Regions from separate parts of the Homo sapiens genome. Here all the other regions are linked to region 1. The links are chromatin contacts, found by Hi-C or POLR2A ChIA-PET in ENCODE. All regions are on one chromosome and are shown on one strand. Each heading gives the region's core, a stretch centred on a gene start or an enhancer-like site at or near the end of the contact. The rest is flanking DNA. Distances are from core to core; before and after follow the strand shown. Region 1 overlaps LOC100506274 (a long non-coding RNA gene). Region 2 overlaps LINC00299 (long intergenic non-protein coding RNA 299). Region 3 overlaps LINC00299 (long intergenic non-protein coding RNA 299).

Evidence for each region. Hi-C counts contacts between places; a loop is a spot of excess contacts on that map. ChIA-PET counts read pairs that join two places held with the same protein, here RNA polymerase II (POLR2A). Pooled maps may share reads with other maps.
Region 2: a pooled map shows a loop between it and region 1 (2.9-fold over the local background). The contact joins two enhancer-like sites. A Hi-C loop is called at or near these places in 3 of 50 pooled maps. POLR2A ChIA-PET finds 5 or more read pairs at or near these places in 2 of 52 experiments (GM12878 and WTC11).
Region 3: a map of sigmoid colon shows a loop between it and region 1 (4-fold over the local background). The contact joins two enhancer-like sites. A Hi-C loop is called at or near these places in 2 of 168 maps with a recorded cell type or tissue (chondrocyte and sigmoid colon), 1 of 37 single-sample maps with no recorded cell type and 15 of 50 pooled maps.

Annotation. Positions count from the first base shown.
Region 1 is chr2:7,428,659-7,432,869 of GRCh38, reverse strand. LOC100506274 (a long non-coding RNA gene) reads right to left here. Exons shown (of 6, transcript NR_038432.1): 4 at 2,577-2,690. Among named protein-coding and RNA genes, the nearest start is that of LINC01871, 300 kb to the left of the region's middle. RefSeq lists enhancers at 1,317-2,050, 2,051-2,784. Within about 2 kb of position 2,254, at least 11 of the 41 ENCODE cell types and tissues checked have a DNase peak (open chromatin) inside an H3K27ac peak, as active enhancers do.
Region 2 is chr2:8,247,456-8,251,666 of GRCh38, reverse strand. The region is part of intron 7 of LINC00299 (long intergenic non-protein coding RNA 299); the gene reads left to right. Among named protein-coding and RNA genes, the nearest start is that of LINC00299, 79 kb to the left of the region's middle. Within about 2 kb of position 2,367, at least 7 of the 41 ENCODE cell types and tissues checked have a DNase peak (open chromatin) inside an H3K27ac peak, as active enhancers do.
Region 3 is chr2:8,160,960-8,165,170 of GRCh38, reverse strand. All of the region lies in intron 7 of LINC00299 (long intergenic non-protein coding RNA 299), which reads left to right. Among named protein-coding and RNA genes, the nearest start is that of LINC00299, 170 kb to the left of the region's middle. Within about 2 kb of position 2,395, at least 2 of the 41 ENCODE cell types and tissues checked have a DNase peak (open chromatin) inside an H3K27ac peak, as active enhancers do.

The DNA of each region.
Region 1 (4,211 bases), core at 1,005-3,504:
GAGTTTGAGACTTCCAGTGTACAAGAATGAGTTTATGTCCTTCTCTGATTTTAACAGGCATTTTAACTCTTTTATCTAGATTTCTTCACTTCTGAATTATGGCTAACAGTAATTGTCTCACTGAGTTGTGGTTTGTAAATAAGTATCATAAGCATTAAAGCAATGTTGAAAAGAAGGAAGTTCACTATGACTCCCAACCGGTGAAGGCATCACACTGGAGGAGAGAGGAGAGAGGGAAGCTGGAGCTCATGTCCATCACGCCTTGAAGAAATCCACTCTGAGAGCAGCCCATGAGCCACATCAATACAAGTAGCCATAATAAGTAACGGGAGCTGTTATATACATTTTTGTTTTCTACTGTCCAGTACACCCAAAATCTAATGTTTATCATTTAAAAAAATGGTGAAGTTAAGAACTCTCCTTGTGGGTGGCCGCGTGGGTGAAGTCACATGTGTGACAGGGATGATCCTACTGCAGGTGGCAGTGTGGGTGCTCAGGATATTTCCGGATGCCACTTTTCCATCTCCTTTATCCCTTGTGTCTGCAAGGCGGGCCCTTTACGGATCACCAAGAGGAAAGATGCTAGAGTCCAGTCCTAAAGGAGATTCCAGTCCCAGGAAAGCCATCAGACACATAGAGAGGACACCTACACAAGGCAGTGTGGGGGTGGGGGCGGGGGGCTGCGGGGCATCTAGCCATGGTAGCCATGGCCCTGCCAGCACTCAGCCTCTGTGCCCTGGTCCCCAGCATATAAAATGACGATTGTACAATTCCAGTGTTGAGGGACTGTACCAACCCCGATGAGATTAATGCATGTGACAGGTTTTAGCACCTGGAACTTAGTGAAGCCTCAATTACTATGTATCTTTGGTATTCTTATTAAAGACAAGCAAAATACCACGGTGAAATAACACGGTGCTCCAAAGAGAAGACGTTTGGAATGCCTGCGGGGATGGACGGCCAGGCCATATGAAAGAGGACTTCACAGATGGAGAGGGTTTCCACAGGCAGTGACGCTCATGGTACAAAGCAGAAGATTCTCCCAAAATAAAGACCAGGGTGAACAAAAGCACTCAACTGGGAATAAACTGTGATGAACAAGTTGAAGCCGGGTTATTCCAAAAATCATCTGGCTGTGGCCAGGATCAGGACTCCACCACCACCCCCGGCCCCCGCCCCCACCCAGTGTGTCCAGGTTCTGTGGTCACCGTCATAGAGCCAAGGGCATTTCTCTAGTGCATACAGAAGCCTGGTTCCAGCACCCTGCGTCAGGACCACATTCCTGGGCGGAGACTCGGGCAGACCTGTGGGCTGGGACTAGGAGTGGTGGGCCCTGAGGGCCTGGAGAAACACCAAAGCGAGCTGAGTGCGCGCGCGGAGTGCACACCTGCGGTGACGCCCGGCCGGCCTGGCCTCACCTGCCCGGAAGGCTCTGCGGGCGGAGAGGGCGCATCTGCGCGGCCCCACGGAGCCCGGCTCTGCGCGCCGCTGATTAGCATGCAGGGCCCCCGCGGCCAGGCGCGCAGCTGGACGGCAGCTTCCCCCCGGCCTTTGAAAAAGCCTCTCTCACAGCTGGAGAGAAAAGAGCCCCCGCGCCACTGGCCGGCCATTGTGAGCGGCAAAGAGCCCTTCTTTGGGCGGAAGCAGAAGTTGGCCCAGCTGTCGAGCATTTGAAATGTAAAAGGCCGAGGCGCGCGGGAGGGGAGGCGACAGAGGCCGCGGCAGAGGAAATGCAAGCTGCCCCGGGGGTGAGGAAACCGTGGGCTGAGAAGTTCACTTTGAGCAATCAATAAGGCTTTCAGAGACCAGGACAGAAAAAAACAGTTCCGGAGAGAGGGCAGCGAGAGCGGCCAGCCCCAGCCGCGCTCCTGCAGCCGGGCTGCGCCTGCCACTCGCAGGCCTGCAGCCCATCCCAGGACGCAAGGAGCGGCTGGGCTAGCCCAGAAGTCTAGGGCTGACCGGGGTGAACTGAGAGATGGACTCATTGCGAGTGCCTGGCTGTTCCATACACCCCACTCCACCTCTTGCCCACAGTGACCTCCTCCCTAGGGCGCATGAAGCCCTTGCACCCCGCGCTTAGTCTCCAGCCCACGCTGCTCTGTGACACGGCTGGGGTCTCCACCTCACTCTCTGTGTCAGGGTGTGCACTTCCTTCTCCCTTTGGGTCCCCTTGCTCTCTGAACAGTCCTTAAAAGCACGCTCAGTCCCCTCCTGCCGCTCTTGCTGAGTCCCAGCCTCAGGGCTCCACGTAGAATCAGGCAACCCCTGCTGGTCTGTCTTTCTGTTGACTTTTGACAAGCCTCCACCATGGTTCCTATCACTAATCAACTGTGTGTCCACCACCCAGCCTTCCTCAGACCTTGTGCAGTCTGCTAGGAATCCGCACGCCACCACCCTGACCTTAGGGAGTTGGCAGAGGAGGGCAAATGCAACTATCTGGTGACCTAATCGAGGCAGGGGCCACCCAGGGCAGTCTCTTTAGGACAGTGGAGAAAAGAGAAATACAACTGTTTACTGCCTGGCTGCAGCACCCTGCGCTGTATCCTTTCAGGACGCCTGTAACACCCCTGGCTTACCTGCAGTAGACAATTCACCGTGTTGTTCCTTCTAGACTGCAATATGGGGCATGTCATTTTTGTGTCCGACACTCCCTTTAAACCTGCTTGGTGGGCTAGTTCCTCCTTTTGTCCCTAGATGAAATTTAAGGTAGGCTTCAATACTTTTTTGTTGTTGTTTTTTTGGACATGTAAAAAATCAGGTTACTTGATATCACAAAAACAATATAGCAGATAAGTAACAGTTCATTCCCATGTATTAATCCAACTTGAAAACTTGATTGAAGCTGAGACTTCTTTCTCCAACCACACCTGAAGCCTTGGTTGGCTTCTTCAGCCCCTCTCTGCCTAGGGCTGCTAAGGTCCTCTGCTCTGCTATGACTGTAATACCTGACTCCACCAGAACTGGGATTTGGAACACTAGGGAGTTGAGAGTTCTTACTTGACAACTTCCGTGCTCAGTGGGCATCCACACACGGGGCAGCAGGTGTGTAAAGGGACTCTTCCTCTCTTGGGATGCTTTTGTGGGGTCTCCCAGTCTCCCCTTACCACGGAGGGTGAACACTCGGAGTTCCCTTGATGTGGGAATGCAGCTTTTGTGTATCAATCAGAATCCAGACTGGAAAGCAGAAACATACTGGTTATCTTAACAGAGAGAATTGAATTTAGGGAAGGGGTTAGACAGGCATAGCAAGAAATGACCTGCTCGAAGTCTGGGGGAACAAAGGAAAGAAGTTGTGTTGGGAGAATCTGGGAGCTGAGAGGAGCCTCACAGAGCCAAGCCCCACAGGAATGGAATGTGTGCTGCTGCTGGTGCTGATAGTTCTAGGATCTGGAGAAGTCAGGGAGCTGGGACTCAGCTTCTGATGTGGGAGTGCTATTGAGGAGGGAGAATGGTTATAGAAATGTTAAAAAACCCAGACACTGAACTGAAATCCGACTCAAGAAGCACTACAGGGCAAGCGGTATTGCTCGGATGCTGCTGGCATAAGCAGTGCGCAAAGAGAAGGGTGGTGTCCCCTTTCCCTCCTCCAGCCTTACTGTTTCCCTTAGTAGCACATAGGCAGAACTGATCAGGGAGCCCTGGCAAAGGGGAAAGGTGGTTTGGCCTCTCCCAGCCTTCCCACCGTGACAAGGCTAAGCAGTGAAGGTTGAGTTTGGAGCTGAGAAACTAGCTTAATAATCAGAGCACCATGCCTGGTGGTCACTTATTTCCTTCCTCAGAACCTCGGCATCTGGGTATGCTTTGATCAAGGTCTTCTTGCCCTAGTAAGGGTCTCTCTTTGACGGGAGTTACTCTAGCACACTTTTGCTCCCGTGTTCATGGCTCACGTCTGTTCCGCGGGGAAAAATCCCACGTGCTTCCTCAAAGGTCAGCCTCCTCCACTCAGCGGTCCCACGGCTGCCTCCCACTTCTCACCCTCCCAGTATTTGCGGAGCGAGCCAGACGTGACTTCACTGTGTCCACCAAAATACAACCACAATATCTGGCTCGTGAGTGATTTCTTTAAAGTGCCTTTTCTTTGACTGGGGATGACAAGGGAGAGCATCTTCATTCTTTGTAGTTCATCAAAACTCATCTGAGGAAAATCTTGCTCCAGCTCTGGCTTCCTTCAAACCTTTCATATCATCAGATGGGTGAGGGGTGATGAGCTG
Region 2 (4,211 bases), core at 1,118-3,617, 820 kb before region 1:
ATAGGGTAAAAATTATGGAAACCCAACTGTGATCCATGTTTTCTCTGATGGGCGGGCAAGGTCACCGTGCTGATAAGAGGAACCAAGCTTGCCCAGACAGCCTGCAAAGAAACAGGGAAACCGACCTGAGCTCCCCAGGGTGGGTGGTTCAGAGGAAGTAATGAACATAGTTTTGGAGACAGAGCAAGTTCCTCTAGCTCTAAGTGACATTTTGTGACACCTCCTGATAAAGAATCGAGTACTTGGGGCTTTCCTGGGAGGAGGACTCTGCACATAGAATTACTGGGCTCCCTTGTCAGAATGGGTGGGGGATTGTCCCAAGCCCATGGGCCAATCCCGGCTTCAGTTAGCTTTTAGAATATTTTTATTAAAAATGCTACTGATGGGAAAATACCCCACAACATTTCCTCAACACTATTGAAGCACTCGTCATTGGGAGTGTGCGTGGCACAGGATTTTAGAACAAAAAGCACGAGCCTTGGGTGTTTGTGTTGGGGAGACCCAGATGAGAACCCGAGGACTTAGAGCTCAAGTGTGGGATCCTTGAGGAACAGTCCAGAGTATCTGGGGAGACTTGGGGAGCAGCGGCTACTGGTCCTCTTGCATTGAACTTTGTTTGCTCTACTTGGTGACTTTCGTCTTCCCTGCTGGACTCTCAGCTGCATGGGGCAGAACCCACCCTGGCTGAGGGGAGGCTGTCAGCCTTGGAGAGTGGTGCCTGTTCAGGAAGGGAGTGCTGAGCCTCTGGCAGGAGACACCTCCAGCTGATTGTGGGCTGGGGAGGGTGGAGCAGAGGTTGGAGGGACGAAATAGGAGAGTGGGCACCAAGCAATATGTTCTTGGGGTATTGTTCAGAAGTGAACACCACCAGATAATTTTTTTAGGGACAGACTATGTCCTTGTAAAGGGCAGGCTACTCAAGAGACACCACAACTGTAGCTGTGTCAGCTTATGATAGGCTCTCAGGAAAGTTGCCTTTGGCAATGACCCTCACCATGGCTGTATTAGTCTGTTCTCACACTGCTGATAAAGACATACCAGAGACTGGGCAATTTACAAAAGAAAGAGGTTTAATTGGATTTTCAGTTCCATATGGCTGAGAAGCCTCACAATCATGGCAAAAGGCAAGGAAGAGCAAGTCACATCTTACATGGATGGCAGCAGGCAAAAGGAATGAGAGCCAAGCAAAAGGGGTTTCTCCTTATAAAACCGTCAGGTTGAGACTTATTCACAACCACAAGAACAGTATGGGAGAACCACCACCATGATTCAATTATCTCCCACCAGGTCCCTCCTACAACAACGGGAATAATGGGAGATACAATTCAAGATGAGATTTGGCTGGGGACACAGCCAAACTATATCAGTGGCCTCAAAGCAGATTTTACTGAACAAATATCTAAGAATATCTAAGGGAGCTCAGGGATGGTGATCACCACTCACTTGGCAAAAATTTGTTGTTCATCCACTAAGCAACAGTCTCTGTGCCGGGTGCCAAGGATGCAGGGATCAATAATGGTTCTAGGTTGAACAAAACCTAAAATGTTAGAAAATAACATCAGATTTTGGATATCAGGACAGAGGGACTGTGAAAAAAATCCTACCACCCTTTGTGCATACAGGGCTATTCCCATCTGAACCGATGTTAAGGAAACCAGCTCTCAGAGGCGTATTGTTTGGAGTACATTGAGTTATCCATCTGGTCCAGCTTATGTAAATACCTAGCACTGCTGGGTGTCCCAGGGTCATCTCATGTAAGGATGCAAAATTTTATCTTTGGGTAAATTTATCTTTGGACACTCTGTCCACTATTTCAGTAGCAAAGGAAGTTCAACTACAAAAATCTAGTTTTCTAAAAACAGGGAGTAATCATTATTCTTTTCTTTACAATTCCATTATGCAGAAATCTATCCTGGAGTAGTTTTCAGGGTATTTATTTTTATTTTAAAAAACTACTTATAAAATAAGTGTTTTCTAGGGTCATAGTACATTCAGGGTAGCGAAAGGTAGGGACCAACTCTAGGTTAGATTCTGCAGTATTTATTCTTTTTATTTAAGCACCAATTAATGGGATAAGACCTTTATGTCTCTGGTAAAACCCAAGCAGTGCTTCCTGAAGGATTTGAGTCGTTAATTGGCTTCAGGGTTGAAGCTTAGCAGGGAAGCCACTCTTCCATTACACGGGAGTTGCTGCTAGCCAGAAGCCAGATCCCGACAGGAACATCTGACATCACCTCTCAGCCGGGTGCGGCCAGTGCCCAGCTCCGGGTCCTGGCCAGAGTACGGGTGGCTGGCAGGGACGTGCCCTTCCGCACATTGCCCCGATCTCCAGAAGGCTCTCTGCAGTGGATTCTCTGTGACATAGCCTGCTTGAAGCAGGGATCTGAGCTTTGCGACAGCAGCTCGTGGCCAAGAGCCAGTCCAAGTTCTACACGTGGCCACACTCGAGGGCATGCTAATTAGGACATTTGGACTGTATTTTATTAATGGCCTTTGGCAAAAGTCCACTAAGAACTCTGATGCCTATACCACTGGCAAGTGAGATTCCAAATTTGCTGTTCTCCCCAAAGCCACCACAGAGAAGCTTTTGGTAAGACTGCGAGCTCTCCCAGATGCACCAACGGCTTCAAAAAGGGGGAAATAAAAATCCAACTTTCCCTTCTGAAACAGATATACTGTTGGCTGAAGAGATTTTTTTTGCTTTGAAAAAATGTCATTGATAAATCCTGAAGCTAAATGTAGAAATTCTAGAGAGAAAAATCATGATTGGATCAGATCTTTTTTTATAAAGCCAAAGAAAATGTACTGGAAAATTCCTAGTAACTGAAAGTAACTTTTGTGAAGTCAGGAACTTCCAAACTAAACACATTTACAAATCCAGCCCTCTGCTGAGTAATTCTGAGCAAAGTGATTTGAGTGTGGCATTCAGTGAAATCTTATTTTTGCTATGCAAATCAGCTAGGGCATTTATGAGTGACAATAACACGAAGTTGATCTGCAAATCGGGTATTAGCTGTGTTGAAGATTTTCCTTTTTGCCAGTCCTAGGAAAGCTTTAGTATCTCCATAGATGAATTTATTTACTTTGTCATCATCTATTTCTCGAGCTCCGGCTGGTTGATAGGCTCTGAGTAAGTGCTGGGATATGGGCGTGAAGGAAGCAGACAGACCTGCCTTCACGCTTACGTGCTCTGTGGGGAACAGAGACTGGATTCAAAAATAAAATGTGTGCTTTATTCCACAGGCATTTATTGAGTTTCTGTGCTGTCCTATGGAGGAAGGAAAGATGACAGGGTCCAGGAGTGTGGTCAAGGCCTCTCCTGGCTGGCCAAGTGTTGACCCCAGGGTGGAGGTATAGACATGCATGTTGTGTTTCGAGGGTGGGTTTTGAGGATGAAGACCCAACTCACATGTTGCCAAATGCACAGTGTTTGAGGACAGGGTGAGGCTACAGGGAAGGAGGGCCTCGTGTTGGGAGGGAAGACCTGAGACTTCTAGAAGCCCGTGGCTTCCTCTGGGAACATTCCTGTGGGCAGCAGGGCCTGGCTGCTGATGGTCACCCAAGTGTCCTCAGCAACTCCTCCCTCCCGATGCCTGCTCAGCTTGCCTAGCCTGGCCTGCACAGCAGGAGAGGGGGCCAGCTGTCTCTTCCAGCCCCTGGCCTGCTCCTGCTCTTCTCCAGGAGGGGAGAGGCAGAAGCCCGGTGCCTGGGTGTGTTGTATTAACTCCTTCTTTATATGCCAAGAGCCTGAATTCTCCCGGCTCCAGTGCAACACAACTTGATTCCACAACTTGGACTTTTCTCTTGCTTCTCACTTTTAACTGGGTGCAGCTAGAGGTGATGGTCTCAACACACAAAGACTAGCAGAGTATAAGTGTGGCCATTCAGCTGTGAGCTTCCAGCCGTGTTATCCTGGCATAGCCCAGGGTGATGTCCTTGCTACAGTGCCATTGAATATATTTGGAAACAGAGGAGCATGAAGACACATACCCTAGTCTCTAGTTTTGCCCTGAGCTTTGGAGTCTGTCATGTTAGCTGTTGGAGTGGAGGAAGAGTCAGAATGCAATGAATGTGGTTGCCTGGATTCCTGCATTTGCCCAGGGCAGGGTGGGCTGGGGGCTGTATATAGTATGGACCAGCCCACTGGTGGGAGTCTGAGGGACTCAGGCTGGCAGGGGAGATCTCATCTGGACTCCTAAGGACCCAGAGGT
Region 3 (4,211 bases), core at 1,146-3,645, 730 kb before region 1:
TATTGGAAATAAAATTTTGAAGAATATTTTGCTTTTAAAAATAAGACGCCTCACCAAAATTCAGAAACTATAGAACACATTTTTTAAAGTAAAAGTTACCCTGATCTTCCTACTAGAAACAATCACTGTTTATAAATGGAGACAACGAGAAAGATATACATGCACATTTATAATCTCATATAAACATTATGTAATTCTGTATGATATCTCAACTAGGGATAGTTACAGAACATTTTGTATTTTTACTGTTCAAATAATTTTAGAAGTAAGAATATTTTCTATTATTTTAAATGCAAATGTACATACCTTATTTTATAAACCTCATTTTACTGGCTGTATAATATTCCATTCTATATTCACAACGGTGCTTTTTTAAAATGTAAAAATTCCCTTTTGGTATAAAATGATAGGTTGTTACTCTTTCTACCTACCAAAGCATTGTACAACTGTAAGAAGATATTTGTTAGATCAATGCACTGTGCTAAAAAAAATCCACAGAATTTGGCCAGCAATACGTATCATATTCACCCACTCTCGTCCAAAACTAGAAAGAGTTAACATATGTGCTGCCTCCATGGGCACAGTGTGGGAAGGAACACAGTCTCCTAGTTAACTGTTTTGTTTTTTTTTCTTAAATCACACCCATAATGCAGCTAGAAGTGAATGTCAGGCCAAGATAGAAGCATTTCTATATTCTAATGAAGACAGCAATAGGATTACAAACAAGAAAACTCGGAATACAGAGAACCAAAAGTGAAGGAAAGGATTCCGTTAGACGATCTGTGTTGACTGTTCACCACCACCAAAATGCTGTCATTTTCTAATTAAATACAAAGAAACTATTCTCACTTGGTAAACTATATTTCATTCATATACATGATAGGAAACCTTGTAACTTAAAAGGAGAAACCATATGAATAGTTCCGGTTTGGATTTTCAACTCCGATTTTAAAGAATGACGAAGCTGTTTTGAATTCATAAATATATCTCACTTACTTAATTGTGTCCACAATAGATGAAGCTAAAGTCATCCCCGCTTGCTGGCTTTACGGATCGCCTGCACTTCCAAAATTAGAGCAGTTGCTGTCTAGACCGACTGACAGGTGTTCAGTTCAAGCTGTGATCTCCTTGGCCTGCAGGACCACTCTTTGTGAAAAATGCCATCCCCATTCAGGCTGGGGAGATGCATTTAATCTTGGTGCTGCTTGCAGACAGACTTTAAAAAGCTGTCCCAAGAATACATCTTTGCCAGTAGTTTAGTATGTCAAACTGAGGACGAGAACCGTGCTCTATTCTTAAGATGCAACGATTTGTGGATTGGGAAGATTAGCCAAAAAGAAAGCTGGAGGTCAGGAAGGCGGCCAGGCCTTGGTGTGGGAGCCCAGCCACCCCTGTGAGATTGGGGAAGGGCACGGTGGCCATGGAAAAGCACCATGGGCCTGGTGTGGTGGCGCACACCTATAATCCCAGCACTTTGGGAGGCCGAGGTGGGTGGATCACTTGAGGTCGGGAGTTTGAGACCAGCCTGACCAACATGGAGAAACCTTGTCTCTACTAAAAATACAAAATTAGCCGGGCATGGTGGCATGTGCCTGTAATCCCAGCCACTTGGGAGGCAGAGGCAGGAGAGTCGCTTGAATCCGGGAGGCAGAGGCTGTGGTGCACCAAGATCGCACCATTGCACTCCAGCCTGGGAAACAAGAGCAAAACTCCATCTCAAAACAAGAAAGAAAAAAAAAGAAAAGCACTGTGAGGAAGGGCACACCCCAGGGTGGCCGTTTTGTGGCTTAGTGAGATGTGACTGTCCAGAATCCTTTGTTTATTTAATAATTGTATACAATATTTTTTTGTGGAAAATAACATCCTTATCAGGAGTTGGGGAGGGAGTCCTTGTGGAAAGGAGAGGCCTGAAGAATGAAGTTACAATATTCTTCCCCGAGAGGCTGGGTCCGGTGAGATGAGCGTGTCAGGTATAATGTGGTATCTTGGAAACTTGGAAACTCTAAGTATGCTGTTACTTTTTTAAAAAGGCATTCAGGCCAGGCGCAGTGGCACACACCTGTAGTCCCAGCTACTCGGGAGGCTGAGGCAGGGGAATCGCTTGAACCCGGGAGACAGAGGTTGCAGTGAGCTGAGATTGTGCCATTGCACTCCAGCCTGGGTAACAGAGTGAGACTCAGTCTCGGGGAAAAAAAAAAAAGAAAAAGGCATTCACCATCATCGCCTTCCATTGCCCAGACAATGGAGCAGAGCATGGAGGGTGGGGGCCAGCCCTGGGTGGTGGAATGACCCCGTGCGTGTCTGGCTGTGACACGTGCGGCAGCTCAGTAGTCCACAAGCAATGCCGCCACAGGACCAAGCCTGAAGGTTGACTCAGGACTCGTCATGTGCGTCAAGAAAACTGAGGAGAGGATAATTTATGGCATGTGCTCTGAGATTCCCTTAAATAGAAAAGACCAGCCGTTCAGCCTTTCTCAGTGTGTCCGCTCTCTCCCGTGCCTCTCACTGAATGGCTGGGAAACACAGACCTACAAAAACCAGCAGGAAGAAATTCCGGTGCAAGCGCAATGTCCAGATTATCACACGGTCCCACGTTCCTTCCTACAGACGCCCACCCCGCAGAATGACTGCAAGGCTCAGGGAGGCGAGGGGCATGGAAACACCTGGCTCACTGTCTGGTGCCTGGCTGGGCCTCAGTCAATCTTCCTTTCCTTCCCCAGAGTGAAATGTGACCACTGATACCTCCCTTCATATACCAAAGAAGGAGCTTATTTAATAAACCCCAGGTAATAATTCACTTTAGAATGCACGCTAAATTATAATTTATACATATCTTATTTTTAAACTGAGCACTGCATTAAATTTTAACTTTGAACAAAATGAAAATTAATTAAATTCCTCAGTGTATACTGAGTAGATATTGAAAATGTTCAGAGTAAGGTTCTGGAAATTACGACATTTACAAAGGATAAAACACAACTGGAAGATGGCGAATGGGCTGTTACCAGGTGGGCTGACTAAATTCCCTGCAGTAACTCACTGGTTTAAAAGTGACACTTGTAGCCTCAGAAGATGCTGGAGTTAGAATCACAGAGAATTGTTAGGTATGTTGGAGATAACACATATACAAATGTTTTAAAAAATCAAAATTGTACTGGATTTTCATTAAATCAGCTTAATTAAAACTATTTGCTGAAGTTATCACAGCTATGCATCTACTTTCCTTAAAATAATAAATATTTTAAGGGCTGTATTGAACAACTTGCTGTCAACCCCAAAAAAGTAAACTTAAAGAGGCTTTGTGGCCGGGCACGGTGGCTCACGCCTGTAATCCCAACACTTTGGGAGGCCCAGGCGGGCGGATCACGAGGTCAGGAGATTGAGACCATTCTGGCTAACACGGTGAAACCCCGTCTGTACTAAAAAATACAAAAAAAAAATTAGCCGGGCGTGGTGGCGGGCGCCTGTAGTCCCAGCTACTCGGGAGGCTGAGGCAGGAGAATGGCGTGAACCCGGGAGGTGGAGCTTGCAGTGAACCAAGATTACGCCACTGCAGTCCAGCTTGGGGGACAGAGCCAGACTCCGTCTCAAAAAGAAAAAAAAAAAGCCTTTGTGTTTGGATGGAGAGGACAGATTGTGTGTGTGTGTGTGTGTGTGTGTGTGTGTGTGTGTGTGCGCGCGCCTATAAGAGCCGTAAGATGATATGCCAGAAAGCAGGGAGATTTAGGACCTAGGACCAAACTGTCTATGGAACTCACTTCGAGACAGAGCTCGGAAACGATGTTCCACCCAGGTCGGACCTGGCAACTGAGAGCCCACTGAGCACGCAGGGCCTGGAGACGAGGGTGTGGCGCACAGCAGATGCGTTCCCCAACCACCCCGGTATCCCTCCCAGAGGGCAGAGTCATTTACCGGCTCCCACCAGGCCTCCTGCCCCCTTGCCGTAATAGACTGTGGACAGCGTCCATCTGATGGCCTGTTGTGGTACAAGCAGCCCTGGACAGAAACAGGAACTGTGATCAGGGCTCTCGCTGTCACTCTGCACATGTCACTTGTAGTTTTCTGGATACATGGGTCTCTTCATTCACACAGGTGGGGGCTGGGCTGGTGCTCTCACGGACAGGTCCTCTTGGAGCCGTGAATTGGGGGCGCTGACATTTGGCCGAAGAGCAAAAAAGTCAAGAATGCAATGAAACCTGTGTCTTTAGCAT